Linked DNA regions of Mus musculus: regions 1, 2, 3, 4 and 5 are each linked to region 6. Evidence: chromatin loops called from intact Hi-C (ENCODE). Cell type or tissue: left cerebral cortex. All regions are shown on one strand. Region 1 overlaps Nr1d2 (nuclear receptor subfamily 1, group D, member 2). Region 2 holds the start of Ube2e1 (ubiquitin-conjugating enzyme E2E 1). Region 3 overlaps Nr1d2 (nuclear receptor subfamily 1, group D, member 2). Region 4 overlaps Ube2e2 (ubiquitin-conjugating enzyme E2E 2). Region 5 overlaps Ube2e2 (ubiquitin-conjugating enzyme E2E 2). Region 6 holds the start of Rpl15 (ribosomal protein L15).

Region 1 (4,000 bases), 50 kb after region 6:
CTCAGAAATCCACCTGCCTCTGCCTCCCAAGTGCTGGGATTAAAGGCGTGTGCCACCACGCTCGGCCCCAGCTTTTTCTACCTGTCTTCTTATCTGGGTTCTGGAGATCTGAACTCTGGTCCTCACATGTGGCACAAGCCTGTGCCTATGAAGCCTTCTTCTACCTCTTATATTTTTAAACACAGATCCCATCTTTACAAAAATTGGGCCAAAGAGTTATTATCTTTAAGACATTTTTTTCCTTTTTTATTAGTATTGAGGATTGAACCCAGGGTCTCATCCATTCTAGTGCACTATCACTGAGCCATATCTTTATCTCCTACAATTTTTATTTTCAAGTTAATACTCTCATTGCATTGCGCTTGATATTCTCCAGCTCCTTATGTTCACCATCATCTAGACTGTTGTCTGGAGCCCCCAGGCTTCCTGCTTATATTTCACAGTGCTTGGAATCTGTTAGTCAATGTGTATTTCACAAAGGCAGAAATAGATGTTAAAAGTATGTGGTGGGGGTAGGCTTCATCCCTATAAAGTGTGCTGAGAATTGCAGTATTGCCGTTTGCTTGTGGCTAGTGGAAAAATTGGTGGATGCAGGCAGATGGTAGGTGCCTATAGTGCTGGAGAAAGGTGACCATTGTCTCTTGTGTCTGCTGTTCATCGAGGAACCAGTGAGTGTTTGATGATGGGGGCAGAAGCACAGCGGACCTTGGCAGAGGAGAGAAAAATAACTTATTTGGTCTGGGAAATAAGAATTACTTATTTGGGAAAATTATAAGTTTGGCCTTGGTGTTAGTCTTGTAGCATTTTATCTCTTTAAGGCAAGAAGCTTAAAATTATACTCTTAACAACGATTTTAAACACTATTTCTCATCCAGAGAAGAATACAGCTTTGCAGAGGCCAGGCGAGTTTGCATAGGGGTTGTGGAGGTTACTTCAGTTAACTTACTGTTGTGTTTTGGGCCTCTGGTAGATAGGGTTATCTTCTACCTTAATGTTGTTCTTGTACAGTTGTATGTCTTCTGCCACTCTTTAATGTGGCCTGTAACTATGTTAGGAAGACACATAGTGTGTCTGCACAGAGATGGGTGTACAAGTGCTGTGATGGGTGGGTCCTAGAAGGAAGTGGGCTCTGGACTCACTGCAGAGTCCTGTCTTCAGGGAGTGTCAGAGCAGCAAGCTTGGGAGAATTTGTCTGCTGTTCCAAATGAAATCCCTGTTCCCCGTTAGCATGTGTCTCAGCTCAGTGCCAAGGAAGCCAGCTCTGGAATAATGGGGAGGCTGAGGACCAGTGCAGGTTTTGTGTGTGTAGTTTGCTGGTGTGAGCCAGGAATGTACTCAAGTTAGAAAATGGAAAGACTTAGGTCTGTGTGTTCTTATGACAGACAAATTACTGAAGGTTTTATCATTGTGATATCAGTGGGATATAACATAACTTTGAACTTTGTAGAGGGAGTAATATGACACATAAAGAATCTTTTGGTGTAAACAAAAGTAGTGTCAATCACTTTTTGTTTCTGAAATTAGTGACATTTCTAACAATTCAGTAAAGTAGTATATTTATCTGAGTAAAATCAGATACATGCATCATTTTGTATATGTCTACTTGCACTATTTTCTAGGAGGTGTGATTGCCTACATCAGTTCCTCTAGCTCTGCCTCCAGCCCTGCCTCTTGTCACAGTGAGGGTTCTGAGAATAGCTTCCAGTCCTCGTCCTCGTCTGTTCCATCTTCTCCAAATAGCTCTAACTGTGATGCCAACGGCAATCCCAAGAACGCTGATATCTCTAGCATCGATGGTGTTCTGAAGAGTGACCGCACAGATTGTCCTGTGAAAACAGGCAAAACCAGTGCTCCTGGCATGACTAAGAGTCACAGTGGAATGACAAGTAAGTCCATTAGTATTTTATATTATTGTCACTAATGCAGATGGCCTTTATGTCCCAGGCTTGTTACTTGGTGTCATACTACTATATTCTCCCTCTGGTAACCATGGTCAGTCATGAGGCAAAGTATCAGTGATGCCTTTAGAAGTTTCTGTCAGGGGCTGGCTGTTATGTGGTCCTATGTTAGGGTTTTACTGCTGTGAGCAGACACCATGACCAAGGCAAGTCTTATAAAGGACAACATTTAATTGGGGTTGGCTTATAGGTTCAGAGGTTCAGTTCAGTATCATCAAGGTGGGAACATGGCAGCATGCAGGCAGGTATGGTGCAAGAGGATCTGAGAGTTCTACATCTTCATCTGAAGGCTGGTAGCAGATTACTGGCTTCCAGGCAGTTTGAACTAGGGTATTAAAGCCCACGCCCACAGTGACAACACCTATTCCAACAAGGCCATACCTCCTATTAGTGTTACTCCCTGGCCCAAGCATATTCAAACCATCACAGTGGCCCAACTGTGTTTCATCTTCCCTTTACCACACACTTACAGAGGGGCCTTTCTACCAGACTCCTAGTACTGAGCATAGTCTCTGTGGTAGTGTTTGCTGGTTGTGGGATGGGTTTACTTTCATGAAGCAGGAGTTGGGAACATTTGGGATTAGGAAACCCAAGCAGGATGGCACTGATCAGTGAAGCAGTTTATCTGAGCAAGTGTGGGTGGAACAGGTTTAGTGGGGCAGGTAAAAAAGGCATGGACCTTGTCCATCTCTTGTTGATTTGAAGCAGCACAGCTCAAAACCTTTGCACCATTTTTCTTTGTGATGCTGGGGATTGAGCTCAGGCCTCATGTTCACTACGCAAGCACTCTTCAATAATTATACCTAAAGCCTTCTTTACATTTTCCTTTCCTTTCCTTTCCTTTCCTTTCCTTTCCTTTCCTTTCCTTTCCTTTCCTTTCCTTTCCTTTCCTTTCCTTTCCTTTCCTTTCCCTTCCCTTCCCTTCCCTTCCCTTCCCTTCCCTTCCCTTCCCTTCCCTTCCCTTCCCTTCCCTTCCCTTCCCTTCCCTTCCCTTCCCTTCCCTTCCCTTCCCTTCCCTTCCCTTCCCTTCCCTTCCCTTCCCTTCCCTTCCCTTCCCTTTCCTTTCCTTTCCTTTCCTTTCTTTTCTTTTTTAGATTTATTTATTTATTTTATCTATATGAGTACACTGTAGCTGTCTTCAGACACTCCAGAAGAGGGCATCAGATCCTATTACAGATGGTTGTGAGCTACCATATAGTTGCTGGGAATTGAACTCAGGACCTCCGGAAGAGCAGTCAGTGTTCTTAATCGCTCAGTCATCGCTCCAGTCTCCTACATTTCTTTCTCTTTTCATTTTTTTTTGGAAAAGATTTATTTACTTACTTGCTTTTTTAAATTTATGTGTATGTGTGTGAGCCTGGAAGAATATATGTGAACCATGTGTGTAGGTGTTCTTGGAGACCTGATTAGGTGGGACTGAGTTCCATGCTGTTGTTAGCTATCACATGGGTGCTGGGAACTAAACCCTGGTCTTCTGAAAATATTCTTAATCGTTGAGCTATCTCTTCAGCCATCACCATTCCTGCATTTTCTATTGATTTCTCTGCTTGAATTCTTAATTTTTTATCTAGATTTTTTTTTTTTAAGTTCTTGTTGCATGTCTGGTATCAGGTAACTACAGATTTACAAAAATTTGCTTAAAATTGTCAAAAAATGAAAAGGCTGCAGTTTGGTGCACTTGCCTGGTGTGGGCAAGGGTCTCTGTGGGAGTGGGGGGAGAAAGGAAGAGATTATTTTCTTCTGTGTGTAAGTGTATTGTTTCAAAGCACTTGCAAATTGAATGAGATAAAAGATTCAATTGGAAAAAGCACTTGAGTGATTATCCCAGCTTTTTATTTTCTGTCTCCTTATGCCCTAGAATTTAGTGGCATGGTTCTACTGTGTAAAGTCTGTGGGGATGTGGCATCAGGATTCCACTATGGAGTTCATGCTTGTGAAGGCTGTAAGGTAAAAAAAGCTTTTATTTCTTACTACTTATCTAATTCTGGGAGTAAAGAAAGTGGGTTAGGTTTGTGAGTGTCCACAGCTTATTTAGAAGGGGG
Region 2 (4,000 bases), 59 kb before region 6:
AGTATAAAATTGCACATGCCTGGTGTCCTGAACAGAATCCCAGTCTGGGTTTTTTCTCACAGGCGTGACCTCTGCTCCAAGCACGTAATTGCCAGAGGGAGGAACAAGTGTCATCAGCTCAAAGGAAAAACCTGTTAGGGGTCTTTTCCTTTCCTTTCCTTTCCTTTCCTTTCCTTTCCTTTCCTTTCCTTTCCTTTCCTTTCCTTTTTCCTTCTCTTTCCTTTCCTTTTTCCTTCCCTTTCCTTTTTCCTTTCCTTTTCCCCCTTTCCTTTCCTTTCCTTTCCTTTCCTTTCCTTTCGTTTCTCCTTTCCTCTTTTCTTTTCCTTTCCTTTCTCCTTTCCTCTTTTCCTTTCCTTTCTCCTTTTCTCTCCTTTTCTCTCCTCTTCTCTTCTCTTCTCTTCTCTTCTCTTCTCTTCTCTTCTCTTCTCTTCTCTTCTCTTCTCTTCTTTTCTTCCATTCTTTCTTTTCAAACGAATCACTTTTGGGGAGGAGTCAAAGTCCTCGCCAGGAGAGTACCATCTTTTCCCCACACCGGCCCCCTCACTCCCCAGCCTTTTCCCAAAGCCCTCCTGGGAAGAACTTCCCCTGGTCACCCCGGGCTCCACCTGCCCCAGTGGCCCCCAATCCCGCCCGGTTGCCTCGGCTCCGCCCGGCGCGGCGTCCCCAGGCCAAGCCGGGGTCGCTCGGGGCTCCCGGGCCGCGGCCCCCAGGTGCGGCGGGGGAGGGGCGCGGGGCGGGGCGGAGAGGAGGAGTGGCGCGGAGCGTGTGCGGCCGGGGAAGCCATTGCCTGGTTAATAGTTGCTGTTGCTGCACTTCCGCTTCTCTCCCAGTGAGAGCGAGACACGAGTGGCCAGGCCCAGTCGCAGCCGCAGCAGCAGCCGCGGCGGCGGCACGGAGCAGCCAGACACAAAGAGAGGTGCGGGGGCCCCTCAGGGCGGGCGGGCCGCGGGGCCTGGGGCCGCGGGGCCGGGGGACGGGCGGCACCGCCGGGCCGCGGGCAGCAGGGCCGGGCGACCGGGATGGCGTGGCGGGCCCGGGCGGCGGGGGCCGCGCGAACTGTCAGAGCGGCCCGGTCCCCGCGGGGACCCGCCCGCCCGGGGCGCATTGTGCGCGTCGGCCTGCGAGCGCAGCCCCGCGTGGCCCGGCCTGGCCAGGAGCCGTGTCCCCGCGGCCCACGCGGCCCACGCTCGGCTTGCTCACCCACTCTCGCTGCTCGGCTCGTCCCGACCTCGCCAAACTCGAGCGGACGCCGGGAGGCCTGGGGGACCGCGGCGGCGGCTCCCGGCCCTCCCCGGGCCGCCCCCGCGCGATCGTGGCCCCCGTGTCTCTTCGGCCGGTGCGGCGGTGGGCCCCGAGCCTCTGCAGGCAGCGGGGGCGGCCCGGCCCGCGCCCTCCTGACAGCGGAGTTCCTTCCCTCTTTGCAGCGCCTGCATGGTCTGTGTTTCTGTTTTGTTTCCTCCCCCTGCAGGGGCCGTTCGCGGGGTGGGGTGGGGGGTTCGCTATGTCGGATGACGATTCGAGGGCCAGCACCAGCTCCTCGTCATCTTCGTCCTCCAACCAGCAGACCGAGAAAGAAGGCAGCACCCCCAAGAAGAAGGAGAGTAAAGTCAGCATGAGCAAAAATTCGAAGCTTCTCTCCACCAGCGCTAAGAGGTATCCCACTCCTTTCTCCACAGGCATCCGAGCTTCCCAGTGGCCTCGTGCTGCATGTCAGGGAGGGAGGCTTCAACGACGTTCTCGTGAGTTCTCAGGCAGGAAAATGGGGCATGGGAGTCCCACCTGTTTTCTCTACTGCTCGCTGCTTCTGGTTTTGTTAGTGCCCTCGTCCATATGCAGGAGTTGTGGTTGGCCTCGTCCGTTTCTTGTTGAAGTTTCAAGAATCCTCATTACTTTTATGAGTGACTCCCAATGTGATTTCAGAGTCTTCATCCTAGTAATCACGAATCTCTGACTTCCCGGAGGCTGTCATCATACTTCATTATTAAGAGTACCTTCCTGGGCAACTCTGTTAAAACTAGTTCTGACCATCTTTCTTCCTCTTCACCTGTTGCAGGGGTGGTGTTTTCTGAATAGGGTTTTCTCCATACATCGCTTAAGGAATAACTAACTCTCATTAGCGGTTAAAAGAATGTCATGTTTTCTGGCAGAATTTGAAGAACCTTTGCCTGTTTGGAGAGTTAAGGGAGATGAAAGAATCAGTGAATAACTGTAAAATTATTTCAGTTATTTTTGGATTTTTTTTTTCTTTTCTGTTTAAAAACTTCAGTTTGACACTTTTCAGAAAGACTTGTTTTACTAGACAAGGTCTCTTTTGGCCCAAGCTGGCCTTGAACTTAGCACTTCTATCTCAGCCTCTTGATTGTTACAGAAGTGAGCCACTTAGTTCACCCAGCGATAATCTCTCTCTTGTGTAAAAAAAACCAGGTGGATAATTTACCTCTGTCAACCTTAAGTCACATTCTCTGATCCTGTGTTCCTTAAAATAATCTCTAGTAGATACCTGGGAGCCTGCCTCTCCTCTCCTTTCATACCCCCTTTTTTTGTTGAGATGGTTGGCCATAGTAAGGAACAGAAACTCGGCTGCTGGGGAATGGCATTCTTTAAAGAATTTTAAATGAAATGGAAGGTCTAAATGGCTTCGGGTCTCTCTGCTGAGTAGTGAGCCTGGAACTCAAAGATTGTCAGTTTGTTCTGTTGTTTTCCCTGAACTGAAATTCAGAAACTTGGTATGCTGTCTTAGTGAGCTAACTGGACTGATAGAGTAACTTCAGGTCATTTTAAATGGTTGCTGTTGAGGTCTGGAGAGATGGTTGATGCTTTGGTAAAACTGTTATCAGTTTCAGTGGTCTGATTATATCTCAGTCTCTCCAGGGTCTTTGATGAACCCCTGTGAATCTCCCAGAACCTAGATTCTATCCTTCTTGCTCAGGATGGCCTTTCTTGATCAACCCCGGCCTTGAGCTCTCTGTTCTACTTTTGACCTGTCCTGCCCCAGTGCAGGACATTAGCTGTGATGTCACTCCTGCCCCAGTGCAGGACATTAGCTGTGATGTCACTCCTGCCCCAGTGCAGGACATTAGCTGTGATGTCACTCCTGCCCCAGTGCAGGACATTAGCTGTGATGTCACTCCTGCCCCAGTGCAGGACATTAGCTGTGATGTCACTCCTGCCCCAGTGCAGGACATTAGCTGTGATGTCACTGGGGCTTTTACGTTGTGCTAGACATAAGGAGAAAATGGACAGGTATACAAAGTAGTTTTCTTTTTGTCAGTATAGTACAAATAAATAGATTTTCCCATAGACACAGCTTGTGTATGCTTAAGGAACTTAGAAACTTAGTTCTGGGCATAGTAGTACAGGCCTTTTGTCAGCTCAGCCCTTGGAAACAGAAACAGACAGATAGATGTCCTGTGAGTTCAAAGTGAGTTCCATGAGAGTCTGTCTCATGAACAAAATGCCAAACAAAAACATGTAAAACTATTTGATAGCTTGGATAGTAGTGTACTGGCCTAGCAGGCTTGAAACATCATCAAGAATGGTAAGCCCAGGAGTAATGGTAATAATGGTCATGGTCATGGTCATGGTAAGCCAGGTAGGTCAATTCAGAGTTTTCCTTTCTAAGGATATTGAGGGTCAGAAGAAGCCAACTATAATGCACTGAACCCTGCTGATTTTTAGCTGGACCTTTTTCTCCAGTAAAAAGAAAAACAAACTGAGTGTTGACTGGAGAAGTTCCTACCCTCAGAAAACCTTTGGGAGTGAAGAACAATCATGGCATTCCTTGTCAGCCTGGCCTATGAGAGGCCACTCAGAAACAGCTGGTAAAGAAACATTAAAGTAGAAATGGCAGGCGGGAAATGGAGCCAACATGCAGTATGTGCCTTTTAGTGCAACAGATTTAGACTTGTAGATTCCTTGTTGAAAGAGTGGCTATTTGTGTTAAAGGAAAGCTAAGGTTAACATCAAAAGGCAATTGGGAGGCAGAGGCAGGCGGATTTCT
Region 3 (4,000 bases), 60 kb after region 6:
TAAGAAAGGGTAATTATGGACTAAGGTGCAGCTTTTGTAGTGGAGCTCTTGTTTTGCTTGTGCCAAAAGACTATGGATTTCATCTACTAGCAGAGAAAAGACAAAGATTATTGATTATAATTGACCATAATAACCAGGGTGAGAAAGAGATCTGTTTTCAAAAGTCAAGGCCCTGCACATGCATGTAAGGTGGTCAAGACCCTGCACATGTGTGTAAGGTGGCAGCTGTTGCCCATTTAAGAGGGTTCTCAAGTTCTTGTTTATGCAGTGTTTGCCTAGGTTACCTCTTACAGTAGGTCCATAGCTGTTTCAATTAACTTGTCATAAGGCTTTTAAAAGCACATTGGAGACAGGGTCTCATGTACTCATGCCTGGCCTGGTACTCACAGAGATCTTTCTGTCTCTGCTTCCCTAGTACTGGGATTAAAGCTTTACAAGGTCATTTAAGTGTATAGGATATGTGTTTCTATTTTATTTTAAATTTTATTATTGTTGCTTTTTGTTTTGAGATAGGGTCTTACTACATACTTCTGTTGATCTTAAACTAAATGTGAGTACCAGTTGGTTTTGAACTCAGAGATCCTCATGCCTTTTCCTCCCTTGTGCTGAGATTAAACTCATGTGCCACCACATCTGGCTATTTTAATTTTAATTATGTGCATGTGTGAGTGTGGGTGTGTACACATGTGTGAAGGTGCTGAAGGAGGCCCCTGAAACTGCAGTTAATAGGCCACTGATGAGTGTGCTGGGAACTGAACTACAAGAGCTAAGCCATCTCTATGGTTGAATATGTGATTTGTAAAGCCTCCATTTTAAAATATTTACCCACTTCATTGGTGAGAACTCACACATTTTCTTATGTACATTGAAGATAATCTAATTGTATTTACTATGGTGAGAATTCCTGTTTTGAGGTAAGATGTATTTACAGAAAGTGATGGAAGGCCTTACTTGAGTTAGGAGTTATTTCATGTTGTGGTTTCTCATAATCGAGGTGACACTTTGGAATTTTTTGCCACTCTTCAAAATTTAAGAGTTTTTCTATTTCTTGTAAATTAGGTGTGTCCTATGAGCAAGTCTCCATATGTGGACCCTCAGAAGTCTGGACATGAAATCTGGGAAGAATTTTCAATGAGTTTTACCCCAGCAGTAAAAGAGGTGGTGGAATTTGCAAAGAGGATTCCTGGCTTCCGAGATCTGTCTCAGCATGATCAGGTCAATCTGTTAAAAGCTGGGACTTTTGAGGTAAGTTTTATTTATCCTGATTGTTGATGCAAAGCCATGTACTTAATTCTTTTTTCTTTTCTAAATAAATGTTGATGGTTCAGAGTCTCTAACAAAACAGTAACTATCACAGAATTCCAAGAAGGGAGGGACAGGTACATTGAGCTACTTGCGACTAGAGTGTTCAATTCTGTGACCCCAGCATGTAAGTTACAGGTTCTGCCGGTAGTTTCAGGTGTAGATGTATTGGTTTTTGCTTAGTGTTAGATACCCAAAAGCTGAGTCTAATGTTTACTATATTGAATACAGAATAAATAAGGAGAGTGGGTTGTGTGTGGCATGGTGGTGCATGCCTTTAGGCCTAGCTTTTAGGAGGTAGAGGCAGGTGAATCTGAGTTCCAGGCAAGCCAGGGCTACATAGTGAAATCCTGTGTTTCCAAAACAAGCAAAAGTAAGTACCCCCAAAACCCAAGAAAGGAGACTGGCAAATGGTTTTTACTTTACGAGAATATAGAATATTCAGCGACTCAGTAGACATCTCTATGCTGCCCTTTCTCCTCAGATCCTTGGCAGCTTGTCCTCAGTCACTGCTTTTAAGATAAGGTTTTGAGTAGTCCAGATTGCCTCAATTCCAAGTTCTCTCCCAGTTGATGAGTTTGGGGTGTGTTGCTGTGTCCTCCTGAGTTTGGGGTGTGCCACTGTGTCATCCTTCTGCCACTGCTTTTTCCCTTTTTTCATCCCAGCTTCTCTTGAAGAGATGCTTTGTGCCTGTGCTTGGACTGCCATGGCTGCCCCTTGTATAGGTGGGCTGGTCAATTGCTGCCTCCCAGTGGTGACTTAGAGGTCACTTACACACAGCTCTGAAATTTGAGGGGACAGTAATAGGTGAACATCTTGTGGCCAGACCTTTAAACTCTGAGCAGTTTGAGAAGGAATCAAACGTATTAGGCTCTTTCCCCCGATGAGTCGTACAGATTTAAACTATCAGGTACTCTTGGTGTTAAGTGCTGGCCTTCATAGAATGTGCCTGGCTAGAGAAACCTCTAGTCTTTGTGCATTCTCCTAGGTCTCATTTCTTCTTCCTTACCCAATTTTCACATGTGCCACAGAAGCCTCTGCTACCTGGACTATCTGAACTAGAACAGAGAAGTACTATTTTAGTAATAAACCATCCCTAGAATAATTGAGCAACAGCTGGGCCTTTCAGTTTAAAGGAATACAATGAAACTTAGCTTTTCACGTCTGCGGGTTCAAGTCAGAGGCTGATGCAGTCCATCTGTTTTGGGAAAGGTAATTCTTGCCCAGAGGTGACTGGTATGTTATGTCTAGGATGTTCTTTCCACCCTGTGATTGTGCTTCAAAGGAATTTGCACCATTATCAGAGGAGATTCACTTCCTTTTGGGTTGTCTGGGCAGGCCACTTTTGTTTGAGGCATTGTAGAAGATCGTGTTGCCCAGTGCAGTTTCAGATGTAAGAGAGGCATCCAGACAACATTGATGTCACAGATAGAGTGTGGACGCATGCTGCAGTCCTGTGGTACGATCAGTTAAAACTGATGTGGACTGAGCAGCAGTCTTGTGCTGTGATGCGATACAATCTTGGATGTGGCCTGAGCAACAGTCTGCGTTGTGATGACTGAAATAGAACTTGTCTTACACCATAGACACCTAAAATATGCTTTTCATGAATTTCTTTGGCTAGACCCATTTTTCCCCCAATAATATTCTTTTTATATCTTGATCACAGCACACTGCCCTCTTCCCAGTCCCTCCCTAACAAATCAGTCTCCCCATTGCCCCGAAGGGGAATCACCCTTGCATATCACTCCTTCCTGCCCCCCACTCCCAACAACTACTTCCAGCAGGACTGGGCACACATCCTCTTCTAGTGGGCCCAACCAGGCAGTTCAGGTTGGTGGAAGGGAATCCAGTGGCAGGGAACAGAGATCAAGACAGCCCCTACTCCACTAGTTAGGGAACTCACATGAAGACCAAGCTGCACATTTGCTACAAATGTGTAGAGGGTCTAGGTTCAGCTCCTGCATGCTCCCTTGGTTGATGGCCCAGGCTTTATGAGTCCCCACGGTCCCAGGTTAATTAATTCTGTGGGTCTCTCTGTGGTGTCCTTGACCCCTCTGACTTGCTCAGTTCTTTCTCTTACTCTTCCACAAGACTCCCAGAACTTTGCTTTATGTTTGACTGTGGGTCTCTGCATTTGTCTTCCTTTGCTGCTGAAGAAAGCCTCTCAGGAGACAGTTATGCTAGGTTCCTCTCTGTAAGCATAGCAAAGTATCATGAATAGTGTCGGGTTGGCTCTCTTACATGGGATGGGTCTCGAGTTGGGGTAGTCATTAACTATTCAAGTTAACTGTTCCTTCAGTCTCTGCTCCATTTTTATCCCTGTACATTTTAAATAGAAGATAAATTTGGGGTTGAAGGTTTTATGGGTAGATTGATGTCCCCTTCCCTCCTTTGGAAGGTCCTGCCTGGCTACAGAAGGGGGTTATTTCAGTCTCTATATTCCCCTCTGGTAGGAGTCTCAGCTAGGGTTCATCTCATAGATTCCCTATACCTCCCCTTCTCATCCAGACATCCAGCTAGTCACCAGAGATGCCCCCCACCCCGATTGCCAGTCTTACTCTCAGCCCTCTCCTGCCCCTTGTCTCCCCACACCCTGATTGCCATCCCTGTTCCCCTCCTTAACCCATCTCCTACCCTGTTCCCTCTCTCCATCCACCTCTGTTGATTATTTAGTTTCCCCTTCTGAATGATTCTC
Region 4 (4,000 bases), 620 kb before region 6:
TTCTGAAACACGCTAATTTCACTCACTATGTGCTGGGAATTTCCAGAGCCTGATGACATCACAGAGCACATAGTCAATAAAGCTCAAAAAGAATGAGTGTGTTTAAATACCTAAATGTAATATGTTTATATTTAGTTAGAAACTAAGGGTTACTTGAATCTGAAGTAAAAATATCACTTTAGGTGTCTTAAGATCTTTGAAACTGTCATTGGAGGATGTATTTGTGTTTAGATCCCTGGAATTTAGCTTCCTTCTAGGTTAGGGAATTAGCTCTTTAGGAATTAATTTTAAAATGCCAGAGAAGTTAATATGTAGAAGTTTTAATTCAGGGACCTACTCATTTTTACTTTAGAGAGACAAGGCACCAATTTTATACATAGTTCATTTGAGTGACCTGCAGAGGATTTCCTCTCATAAGAGTTAATTGTGCCAGAGTACACAATCATGTTGTCCCCTTTTTTCTGTAATCAAGGATTCAGAAAACACTCAGCAGAAAGTCTCTTAAGTCTTGACATTTGAATAGGAGATACAGAGCCTTTGTCTAAATGGTTTTATAATGCTTATCAGTGTTCTCAGGAGGATTTGTCATTTGTACGTAAAGATTTGGATCGGATAAGGTATCTTAGATCAAAAATAGAAATAATTTTTTAAACTGTAAAACTAGAGAAATTATGCTTCTGTTTAGCCATTTAATTGCTTTCTGGGGAAGTGTTCTGGTTGAGCCCAGGCCTTCACATATACGCTTGGCAAGGGCTCTAGAACTGAGCCATACCCCCAGACCTTTAATAGTAGTTTAGTAGTTTAATCTTCTGGTATTCTGAAGTAGTTGAGGAAATTTCAGTTTCAGATTATGGCCCATTACATCATTGCATAGTCTATTCAGTATTATATAGTTTACACATTACTAGGTGTGCACAAAAGAGTATTGAAATGTGTGCACTTCATGACTGATGCAGCACACAGCAGTCACAGCTGTGCTTGCAGTGTAAGGCAACTACTTTTCTAGAGTTCTTGTGTTTGCCATGTGATGGATTGCCTCAGGTTTAGGATACATAGAACAATTTCTCACTGATTTCACATCTCTTAAAAGTTTGCTCACAGTACCCTACCTTGAGAGCATCTAATCCTAAGAATGCTTCTTTCTGTTTCCCTGCTTATACATAAGCCTGCTTAGCTAGCATGCTATATAGCACATACTTACAAGGTTTTTAACTTTAGATATATTTTAACTCAAAGAAGCAAGCTGAGAAAGAATACAAATATTAAATCCAATAATAAGAATGTTAAAGTCAAATAAGAAAACCCAAGAAATATACTCAGGCTTTTAGAGCTAGACATGAAACATAGAGACATAAAATTTCGGTATTCTGTTAAGTGACTTTATTGCTCATAAAAGGTGTCTTAGCCGTGGGGAATGATGCTCTCCACTTACAAGAGAGAGGGAGAGCAGTCTCAATGTCCTGTGAGTGTGTGAGAGCTATTTGGACAGACTTACTGGATGTCATGAACAAAGGGACTAGGGATGAGGATGGTCATGTCATATGTAGTGTCTGTTGATGCTTTATCGCTGTGCTTCCTGCTTCTTCCAGTACTGTGCTGTGCATATTTGTCTTATAAGCTTCTCATAGAAAACTTTCAGTCTGTTAAAGGCCTGCATTTAGAAAAGCTACCATGGTTTTGAATAAACTCTAGGATGAGCTGATGGTGATGAATGTTGATCAGAAGTACTGGGTCATGCCTTTGAACTAGGTAATGATAATAATAAATTGTATTTGAAGTGTCTGTTTTTTGTGTGTACTGAAGTTTGCTCTTGACCATGTCAACAACAGTTTTATTTCAGTCTTAATTTAAGAGTAACCAAAATGGATCCTTTTCAAGAGGACTTTGGATAAAACTCTTTCTCTTTATCTCTTCCCTTCCCCATGTATGTGTGTTTTACCCTTGATGGTGGTGGTGGTGGTGGTAGTGCTGGTGGTGGTGATGACTCTAGTCACAGGCAGTCTCGTTTTTCAAAAGCATGTCTGAGCTGAAGCTATATGATACTCAAAGTGATTACTGGTGACTTGAGGCCCTGTAGAGTCTGAACATGACTTTTGTCAGTTTCATTCTAGGTCTGTCAGCTTGTTAGGTCATACAGGATGTGATAGTAAGGACCAACCTGGGGCTGATTATAATACAATGAGATTGGAGAAGGGCTATCCATTTCTCAGTGCATTTTTGTGTCACTATCTAGGTTATAACGGCTACCTAGGTATCAAAGTATTACGGGAATTGAGTTAGTCATCAGAGCTGCTCCAGGAGCATGAACTCAAAGCAAAGTGAATTCTGAACCTCTAGGGAGATTTCCTCCAGACTGGGAAAAAAGGAATCCTTCAGTGTCTCGGTACACTCTCTATCTGTTGTGCAACATGGTTGCCTAGTCGAGCTGGATCAGAGCCCACACCCTCCTAAGCTTCAGTTCTTATTTAGGATCACATGGTTTCTGTTCTGTTATCACAAAGGTTACTTAAAACAATTTCCCAGCTTAGAGGATTTTAAGCTTGGCTCAGCTCTAAGGATGTATTGATTGGATATTAGCGTGGCAGTACCACTCTCTCTCAGCCCTGTGCCTTTTTACACCGACTTGTCAGGACACTTTGCAGGTCTCTTTACCTGTCTGGACATCTCATAGCTGAGCCCAAAATGCTTCTCCCAGTGCCTATAAAAATTAGGCTCTCAGTCCTTTCTCTCCCCCCCCCCCCCTATTTAAAATACTTATTTTATATTCTGTGTATCGATGTTTGTTTGCATGTATGTCGTGCACCATATATATGCCTGGGTGCCGAGGGAGGCCAGAGAGGGTGTCATATCACCTGGAACTGGAGCTATAGCCCATTGTGAGTTACCATGTGTGTGTTAGGAATTGATTCCAGTCTCTCTGGAAGAGCAGCCAGTTTTCATAACCCCTGAACTCTCTCTCCAACCCCTTCTGGTTTATCTTGTGCCAGTTCTTTTGAGATATAATTTACCTTATAAAAGTAACCCCCTCCATTTTTGTAAATGCTGGCGGTTGAACTTTGCTGAGTGTGCACTGTCCAAAATGCCCCTCCAGCCCCAAGGCTGCCATCTTAAAAGGTATAACTTAGCCTAGGGATTGCAGGTAGCTCAATGGCAGCACCTGCCTATCATGCCAAGATCCTGAGTTGAGTCCTCAGCAGTACAAAGCAAAGCAGAACTCCGAGGCTTTTCTACTATAAGCACTAGTTAATTTAAGAATATTATTATCACTCAGTAGAAACTTTCTGCCCATTAGAAAACACTTTCCTGTACTGTCTCTACATTCCCACCATGTACCTGTCTAGACATTCCTTACAAATGAGCTTGTACAGTCTGGTCCTTCTGGCTGGCTTCGCTCACTTAGCATAAAGATTCAAGATCTTTCTGCTGAAGCTTGCAGATGCCAGACTTCATTTGTTTCTGTGCCTGAGGTATATTGTCATGTGGATGCACCATGCTTTACCCGTCAATTAGAGAACATTTGAATTGTTTTTACTTTCTGCCTTGTGAATAAAATTGCTACCAACATTTGTTTCTAAATTTTCCATGAATGCAGAGAAGAGAGGTTTTAGCAAACCCCAGAGTTATTTGTTCTATAAATGGGCAATTCTCATTTTTATACCTAATTATACTTCTTTTGTTTCATGGGCTCTGTTTCTCTTCATTATGAACATACCTTGTTGTAGTCCCTACCACAGCAGAATAAATGACATGCCATTCTTTAATCCAGGATCTAAGATGTCCACTGAGGCGCAGAGAGTTGATGACAGTCCAAGCACTAGTGGAGGAAGTTCTGATGGAGATCAGCGGGAGAGCGTTCAGCAGGAACCTGATCGAGAACAAGTTCAGCCTAAGAAAAAGGAGGGGAAGATATCCAGCAAGACAGCCGCGAAACTGTCAACCAGTGCCAAAAGGTAGCCAGCCGTTGTTAGCACTTCATTTGAATTTCCTTCCTTGTACTTAG
Region 5 (4,000 bases), 610 kb before region 6:
TGATATTATAATGTTAGTGAGATTTCAGTGAAGTGCCAATTTAGGAAGAGTATTTGGTTTTCAACTTCATGGTTTTGTTAGGCTGAAAGGTGGATTTCAGTTGTTCTAATGTGGTTTTCCGTTCTATGATGAACTCAATGAAGTTTGCTTGTAATAACTGTGTTTTTTTTTTCTTGAAGAGTGTATTTTAAAACTTTTCAGTGTTTTGGAGTCAGCAAGCATTTTACAGTTGATGCTCACACTTAATTAATGATGTATTTTAAATCAGTGGTCTCTTAAAATGACAGGTGTGTGGTACTTATCAGCATTCAGAATTCTAGGCTTATGTGCACTAGAAAGTTTTTTTCTAGAGACTCTTTTGCCATTAAAAATATGCAATAAAATTAATGTGATGCTTTCTTGAGAATTCTTGGGAAGGAAATGTTTAGTTGGTTAGGAGTGCTGATGTGTCTTAAGGCATGCAGTCTGTGGGGATATAGAAAGTCTAGATGTGGGAACTGGAAGGATTGCTTAGCAGTTAAGAGAGTCCCAGAACTCATATCAGGCTGCTCACAACCACATGTATCTCTAGCTTCAGGGAATCTGACATCTTCAACTGGCCTGTTCACGGCATACATATACATGGGCATAAACAAAAATAGAAATAAGGTTCATCATTGGGAGGCAGGTAGATGGATATCTGTGAGTTGAAGGCCTTCTAGGGCTACACAGTGAGAATTTGTCTAAAATAAAACATTAGGAGGAGGAAGAAGACAAGGGAGGGAGAGAGGAGGAAGGAAGGTAAGGAGGAAGGGGAAAAGAATAGGGAGGGAGAAAAAAGTACAGGTGTAAAGAAAGATCTTAGTAGCTAAAGTTCTAGTTCCTCCTGCTTCATGCCCACGTTCTTGCTGTGCTGAGACCTGGGTGAGTGAGTGAGTAAACTTTCTATAACGGAAGATTTGTGTGTGTTACACTGCTTCAATTTTCTGAAGTGTGTTCATATATCTCCCATCCTGTTGAGTCTGAATAAATTATGACTGACAAGCACCCACTTTGCATACCTTTATTTTATTTTATTTTATTTTATTTTATTTTATTTTATTTTGAAGCACTGACTGTGCTCAGATCATGCACTCCTTCGACACAGCTTTATGTTAAGCCAGGTAAACAGGCAAACATGTGATCATTGCTCCTGAATCTCCAGGGAAGTGTGTACATTTACTAACTGTGTATCACTGAATTGGGTGTTATGTCATATTGGATGATGGGAATTGGAAATAGTCAGTTATCTTGATGGTTTATGGCTGAAACAATTGTCTGTTAAAAAGTCACCTTTTAATTTGCCTTGGAATATAAGTGTCTCATTCTTTCTTCTTGCTTGTGTATAGTAACCAGTCTTATCCTGAAAATGAGGACAGATAAAGCAGTAGCTGAGAATTCTGTGTGATTTGTTTAATTCACTCTTTTATTGGGGAGGGGGTTATTTATTTATTTTAACCTTTCCTATTGTGAGTTTCCTGTTGTGAGTTTCCTATTATGCACTCCTGTTGTGTTTATCTCCCTGTTCTCTCATATCTGTCCTTTGCTTTTGCAACTGCCCTCCAAAGTAAAACACACACACACACAAAACAAAAAAACAAAGCATAGAAAAACATCTCATCATGAAAGCTGTAGTATGTCACAGTGTGTCCCATGCTATATCCCTCTGTCCACATACTTTCCAATGTCATTACAGTGAGTCATTGGTCTCTGGTTTGAGGTTTCTGGCTTCTGTGACACCATCAATATTGTATTGGTGAGGACCAGGACTCCTTTGGTTATCTTGTTGTTGACCTGTGTCATGGAGATCTTGCAGCTTTGGAACAGCAGGACTGGCCCTTTCCTGCATCTCAACTGTTCTCAGATGATAAAGATTTTAGGGTGGGTCAACTCAGAGTCCTACATCTGGGCCTGGATGGTAGCTGAACTGGTCAGTGTACCAGTCCTCCCTTATCTACAACACCAAGGTGAGCTGTCCAGCACTGCTCTGGCTAGGCCATGCAGTTCCACCATTGGCTGGAGTCAGGGTCAGGTCTCAGGTTCTCATGCACTCTGGGCTGGCTTGCCTGCACCCACACCTCAAGAGCCAGCTCCACTCTGCTGCCCAGTCAAGGCACGGGGCCCACTCTCCAAGTGCTACAGCCTGTGAGGGGCTTAATTTACTCTTAGTGGCCTAAGACTATCATGTGACAGGTACACTCTAAGGGTGAAGTATTGATACTTTTTCCTTTTTTTCCTCAGCCTAGGGACAGTACTAGCTGTCTTCCTTACTCAAGACAGAAATGTAATACATACCACGATTACAGGTTTTGGAGAATTTTAGAATTGCTGTCATTTAATTCACTAGGACACCTTACAATTATTTAAATGGCAATTCTTTCTATAATCCTTTCTGTCTAGAGAAACAGCCTTGATAAGGTAACAGTAGTTCAAAATATATTGTAATATATTGGCTTATTGCTTAGAGTTGTTGAGTTTATCAGGAAATTACTTTTTGAAATGAGTAATTTGTAACCATAGTGGCTGGGAGAGAAGTGTGGGTTCTTTTGGGGAATTCTTTGACAGGAAATTATGGTTTATTAAATACTTATTTTGGTATTTTTAATTGAAAATCCCAATAAAGTTCTTTTAGATTAAAACTGGTTTCCAGCTGGTACAAACGTGTAATCTTAGCACTTTGGAGTTCAGGATCACCATAACTGTCCTCTGTCTGAGATTCAAGCATCTTTGGTTGGTAAGGGTACTCTTTGAATGTTTCTTTTTCTAATTTTGCAAACAGTTTATAAATGTCCCCTGGGAGCTGGAAAGGTGGGTCAAACATGAAGAGCTTGGGCTTCTTCTGAAAAGATCCGAGTTCGGTTCTCAGCACACACAACAGTTACAACTGACTGTAACTAGATGGTGTCTGTAAGGGATTGGATGTTCTCCATAGGGCTCTGCACACCTGTGCATCGACTTATACAGGTATACATGCATATACATAACTTAAAACAAAATAAATATTGTAAAAAGTCACTTATCTCTCATAACAAATCACCTATAGTGGGAGTTTCCTTTTTAATGGGGAGCAATACGTTTTTGGCCATCCTTCTTTCCCTGATAGTCCCAGCAGTTTTAATTTCTTTTTAATATTTATTTTTGTTTTGTGTGTATGAGTAATTTGCCTGCATGTTTGTCAGTATACCACAAGCATGCCTAGTGCTAGAGGGGGGCCCAAAAAGGTCCTCAGATCACCTGGATTGCAGTCTTAGACAGCTGTGAGCTATCATGGGATTGCTGGGAATCAAATTAGGGGTCCTCTGGAAGACCAGCTAGTGTTCTGTCTAGCTAGATGAGCTGTCTCTCCACTCTTAGCTTTTGAAGAAGCCTTGTATATGTCTGTGGTTTTAACTCTTTTATTTTTTATTTTTCTACGTAACTCTGAACAACTTATTTTTATGTAATTATACATAATTGTTTTATTAATTAAATAATATATTAATTAAATAATATATTTGACAGCTTGCTCTAAAATATTAGGATTAATTAGTTTATCTCACCTTTTTAATTAAAAGAATCACTATTGGTTGTCTTTATACTCTAAAGAAGATATTTAAATTTTATTTCCTTCACACTTCTGTAGTATTTATTGGTTCTCTCTTTGAAAAATGGAGATATTAATAGTTTCACTGTGTGATTTATTTCATGCTAACCCACAGTGAACTGTAGCTGGTTTTTTGTTTTGTTTGTTTTAAAATTTATTGATTTTTGTTTTATGAATTTAAGTTTTGCTTCCCTTCGGGAGGCATGATTAAGGTGTCACATCCTTGGAAACTGGAGCAATAGATGTTTGTGAGCCACCTCGTTGGGTGTGGGGTGTTGGGAGCTAGGAACCAAGGTCTCTGCAGGAGAAGTGAGCACTCCAGCAGCAGAACCCTCCAGGAGCAGATGTATTAGCTATAATTAATTTTATATTTTCAAGGGCCAACATTTATGATGCTTA
Region 6 (4,000 bases):
CAGTCCTGGTATTCTGTATTGTCTTTTAACCCTTCCTCTCAGCGATCTGTACCCCAACTTAAAACCTTGAGGTTTGGTTTCTGATTCCTAACTACTAAGCACATTGTGGAGGTTTGAATAAGTATGGCCCCACTGACTCATGTGTTTCAATCTTTTACCCAAAGAGTAAAGGTACTATTAGGAGGTAAGGCCTTACACTAGCAAGATTTTACTGAAAGGACCCAGATGTAGCTGTCTCTTGTGAGACTATGCCGGGGCCTAGCAAACACAGAAGTGGATGCTCACAGTCAGCTAATGGATGGATCACAGGGCTCCCAATGGAGGAGCTAGAGAAAGTACCCAAGGAGCTAAAGGGATCTTCAACCCTATAGGTGGAACAACATTATGAACTAACCAGTACCCCTGAGCTCTTGACTCTAGCTGCATATGTATCAAAAGATGGCCTAGTCGGCCATCACTGGAAAGAGAGGCCCATTGGACACGCAGACTTTGTGTGCCCCGGTACAGGGGAACGCCAGGGCCAAAGGGGGGGAGTGGGTGGGTAGGGGAGTGGGGGTGGGTGGGTAAGGGGGACTTTTGGTATAGCATTGGAAATGTAAATGAGCTAAATACCTAATAAAAAATGGAAAAAAAAAAAAAAAAAAAAAAAAGGAGGTAAGGCCTTGTTAGAGGAAGAGTGTCACTGTGGGGTGGGGGTGGGCTTTGAGATCTACCATGCTCAAACTATGCCCAGTGAGGCACACCTCTCTTTGCTGCCTGTAGATCAAGATGTAGAGCTCTCAGCTCCTTCTCCAGCACCATGTTTGCCTGCATGCTGCCATGTTTCCTGCTATGATAATAATGGACTAAACCTCTGAAACTGTAAGCCAGCCCCAAAGTAAATGTTTTCCTTTATAAAAGTTGTCCTGGTCATGGTGTCTCTGCACATCAATGAAACACATTACTACTGAACTACACTCACAGACTTGTAATTTATTCTTCAGCATTATTAAAAAAAAAAAAATCATCCAGGAGGCTCAGCAATTAGAACACTGGCGGCTCTTGCAGAGCCCCCAGGGTTCAGTTCCTAGCACCTACATGGAAGTTTTCAACCACTTCCACCTACCTCAGTGGGCCCCAGGTACAAAGGTGGTCGTGCACAAACATACATCCAAGTAAACACACATAAATAAACACACATAGCCTAAAAATAAACGTTAAAAAATTTTTGAAGACTGTCCTAAAAGAATTCATATCCTTCACTCCATGCTAACTTGCAAGCTCCACCAGATGTGCTTAAAAGAGAAAAAAGTCAGTTACTGCCCCTCCCCCCCCCCCCCCGCACCCCAACCCCACCTCGTCCAGGCTCCACTTGCCAGGACGCTGAGACACTGTACCGCTCAATACCCCTCCACTCCTTCAATGTGTGTCCTTTACACTTGGCATCAAAAGCAATACATAGCATAGTGTTAACGCTTGCTCCCAAGGCTAGAACTTGTATGTTGTCTGAGCTGCATCACCAGCAGCTGAGACTGAGCTCCACGCATATTAAGCAATACATCTGTTGAATTTTTAAATAGGACAGGTGAGGACTCTTAAAATGCTAAAGCTGCCATTTATTCTAAAAGATAAGAAGAGCCACAGATTGATGGAAAAGGTAAACATGATTCCCAAAACCTTTGCCACAAACAAGCGTAGTTTATTAAAACCACACAACTGTATGAAAATAGAAAATTCTGGAACTACAAAAACTCCAATACACCATTACTTCTCAATAAAGAACGCAGTGCAGAATGCCAGCATTTCTTCCTGAAACGGGTCATGGCAAATGAACAATTTGCTATCCTAAAAACGCCTATAAAATCAAGTCCCCGGGCACCTCGGAAAATTCAGAGGGGGACGGGCACCACAGTCCACCCACTAGCCTGGTTCGCGCAAGTCCAAAGTCCCTGGCCGGCCTTAAGGACACGCAAGGTCCACGCGTACCACTTCGCCTACGACCAAGTCACGGCCGTCCTGCGGTCACTGTGCTCCGAGATCACGGAGCGAGGCGCCGGTGGAAACACCAACCTGACACTGCAGGGCAGTGAGACAGCAGCACGCAGGTCACCGCGGTCCGAAGGCGTCCCTCTGGAGCCGGTCCCCGACCTGCTTCCTCCGGCCCCTTGACGTGACGTAAGCAAACTCGCCGCCTCTCACTTTCCGCAGCCTTGGCAGCTCAGGAGCACTGCTGAGAGCTTGGGAGAGCATCCGGAAGCGGCGGGCTGTCCCAGCCTGACTCCGCCCACCAGGTTGGATGTCGGGACTACAAGCCCCAAGAGGCACAGTGCGGCTACAATGCCCCACCGGAAGGAGGGTCGCCGGGGTGGGAGGAGGAGCCACAAAAGGGATTGTGGGAGAAAGCCTTCTTCCTTTCCTCTGGCGGCAGCCATCAGGTAGGGCGGCGGGGTGGTGTTTGTGTGTCTATCCGTCGCGAATCGCGCTAGTCTTCAGCCATCCGACCCCGGCGACCCTACGGCCTCGGAGTTTCTGCCTCGCACGAGCGCCTAGTGAGGATACGGGGTGGAGAGGGTACGAATACGCCGCCGTCCGGGAGGCTTGAGAGACGCAATGGCGGCAGGATCCGAGCTGGGCCGGGGACTGAAGGAGGCGTGGGATGGAAGCGTGGCCTCGGCTTGCCTCTCATCAGGCCGCCCGGGTGGGACGAAGCTCTCCTGGTCTTACTCGCGGTGGCGGTTATAACCCTGCTGCCAGTTCTGGCGGCCTCCGGGAGTATGGAATAGTCAGTCCCGCCCAGCCGGCCCTGCGCCTTGCTGCCTCTGCAGAGCCCTTCTCATTCCCGGTGGACGGTGGGGCTCCAGGAAGGATGGAGAGGCCGTAGTCAATGTCCTTGACAGCGATCGCTCTTTCGATTTGCTTCTTCCTCTCAAAAGGTGAGCCAAGATGGGTGCATACAAGTACATCCAGGAGCTATGGAGGAAGAAGCAGTCCGACGTGATGCGCTTTCTTCTGAGGGTCCGCTGTTGGCAATACCGCCAGCTCTCTGCGCTGCACAGGGCTCCCCGCCCCACCCGGCCTGATAAAGCTCGAAGACTGGGATACAAGGCTAAGCAAGGTGCGTGAGGTCACGATGTGGGTGGTCTATAACACTCCCAGAAAAGTCGGCGGGCCTCAGTTTGGAAGTGCCCCCCCCCCCAAAAAACCTGCCTGATTTAGCTATGCTAAATGTGATATAGGTTACAGATATACTTTAGTCTACATAGTCTATCTTTGTAATTAAAAGGAAGCATTGGAAAGTCTTAACTTAGTCTAACGTATTGGTGGTTGGGTTGTTTTGTTTGTTTGTGTAGGCTATGTCATTTACAGGATTCGTGTCCGCCGTGGTGGTCGTAAACGCCCAGTTCCTAAGGGTGCAACTTACGGCAAGCCTGTCCACCATGGTGTTAACCAGCTGAAATTTGCCCGAAGCCTTCAGTCTGTTGCTGAGGTGAGTTGTTGGGAGTATCGATTGTCTTGACAACCCATTAGGAATGGTGGGCTAGGAAGAAACGGGGAAGCCGGTGGAGTTTCCCTCGGTATAAGGTGGGGATGGAGTTGTTTTGTACTTAGTCACTATCGGTACTCATTGTTACTGTTTTGCTTGAGGATGTGCGGAAAGGGGTTTGGGTTTCTGGACTAGTTTCTACAGACCCTATGCTTTTGGAAGACTGTAAAATTTTGGGCCATTCTGTTTTATTTACATTGCTAATATTCTGTGATCAGTTACTCTTAGGTTGATAAATGGTTGTAGGAGCCCCCTTTCCACAAGCTAGAACTTTTTTTTTCATTTGTTGAATTAATGTATAGGGTTATGGGCTTGATCCCTATTGCTGAAGGGGACTAGGACAGCACTCAATTTCATGTCTGGTTTTTAGGGAGAAAAAAAGTTATGTGCTTTTGTCTACATGTCTGTCATTTAAGCTAGTCTAATTCTTAAGGTGTGTGGGGACCTGGCCTGCTTCAGTCTCATGACCCAGAGTTA

What was found. Hi-C counts contacts between places; a loop is a spot of excess contacts. Peaks named below come from ENCODE experiments on the same cell type or tissue, not always from the same donor. Only the 100,000 strongest peaks of a DNase experiment are listed, where the experiment ranks them.
Region 1: it touches region 6 in a loop (2.1-fold over the local background); 20 of 42 quality-filtered maps call a loop at or near these places.
Region 2: it touches region 6 in a loop (7-fold over the local background); 13 of 42 quality-filtered maps call a loop at or near these places.
Region 3: a loop joins it to region 6, with 2.8 times the contacts of the local background. A loop is called at or near these places in 13 of 42 quality-filtered maps.
Region 4: it touches region 6 in a loop (4-fold over the local background); 3 of 42 quality-filtered maps call a loop at or near these places.
Region 5: it touches region 6 in a loop (7-fold over the local background); 3 of 42 quality-filtered maps call a loop at or near these places.

What each region holds. Positions count from the first base shown.
Region 1 is chr14:18,219,873-18,223,872 of GRCm38, reverse strand. It overlaps Nr1d2 (nuclear receptor subfamily 1, group D, member 2), which reads left to right. Exons shown (of 8, transcript NM_011584.4): 2 at 1,620-1,886; 3 at 3,817-3,905. Among named protein-coding and RNA genes, the nearest start is that of Nr1d2, 17 kb to the left of the region's middle. In left cerebral cortex, no CTCF peak of the experiment used is centred here; DNase peaks (open chromatin) are centred at 485, 1,237 and 1,716; H3K27ac peaks cover 203 bases.
Region 2 is chr14:18,328,603-18,332,602 of GRCm38, reverse strand. It overlaps Ube2e1 (ubiquitin-conjugating enzyme E2E 1), which reads left to right and starts at 759. Exons shown (of 6, transcript NM_009455.3): 1 at 759-916; 2 at 1,469-1,653. The coding sequence starts at 1,502. In left cerebral cortex, no CTCF peak of the experiment used is centred here; DNase peaks (open chromatin) are centred at 786 and 1,598; H3K4me3 peaks cover 1,591 bases; H3K27ac peaks cover 1,096 bases.
Region 3 is chr14:18,209,024-18,213,023 of GRCm38, reverse strand. Nr1d2 (nuclear receptor subfamily 1, group D, member 2) reads left to right here. Exons shown (of 8, transcript NM_011584.4): 6 at 1,060-1,245. Among named protein-coding and RNA genes, the nearest start is that of Nr1d2, 28 kb to the left of the region's middle. In left cerebral cortex, a CTCF peak has its summit at 2,055 (motif pointing left); a DNase peak (open chromatin) is centred at 2,020.
Region 4 is chr14:18,888,216-18,892,215 of GRCm38, reverse strand. It overlaps Ube2e2 (ubiquitin-conjugating enzyme E2E 2), which reads left to right. Exons shown (of 6, transcript NM_144839.2): 2 at 3,767-3,950. The coding sequence starts at 3,775. Among named protein-coding and RNA genes, the nearest start is that of Ube2e2, 3.6 kb to the left of the region's middle. In left cerebral cortex, no CTCF peak of the experiment used is centred here; DNase peaks (open chromatin) are centred at 2,439 and 3,443; H3K4me3 peaks cover 636 bases.
Region 5 is chr14:18,880,687-18,884,686 of GRCm38, reverse strand. All of the region lies in intron 2 of Ube2e2 (ubiquitin-conjugating enzyme E2E 2), which reads left to right. Among named protein-coding and RNA genes, the nearest start is that of Ube2e2, 11 kb to the left of the region's middle. In left cerebral cortex, no CTCF peak of the experiment used is centred here; no DNase peak of the experiment used is centred here.
Region 6 is chr14:18,269,373-18,273,372 of GRCm38, reverse strand. It overlaps Rpl15 (ribosomal protein L15), which reads left to right and starts at 2,387. Exons shown (of 4, transcript NM_025586.3): 1 at 2,387-2,414; 2 at 2,913-3,094; 3 at 3,330-3,466. The coding sequence starts at 2,923. Nkiras1 (NFKB inhibitor interacting Ras-like protein 1) reads right to left here and starts at 2,237. Exons shown (of 4, transcript NM_023526.4): 1 at 2,050-2,237. In left cerebral cortex, a CTCF peak has its summit at 2,376; DNase peaks (open chromatin) are centred at 1,486 and 2,260; H3K4me3 peaks cover 3,082 bases; H3K27ac peaks cover 1,419 bases.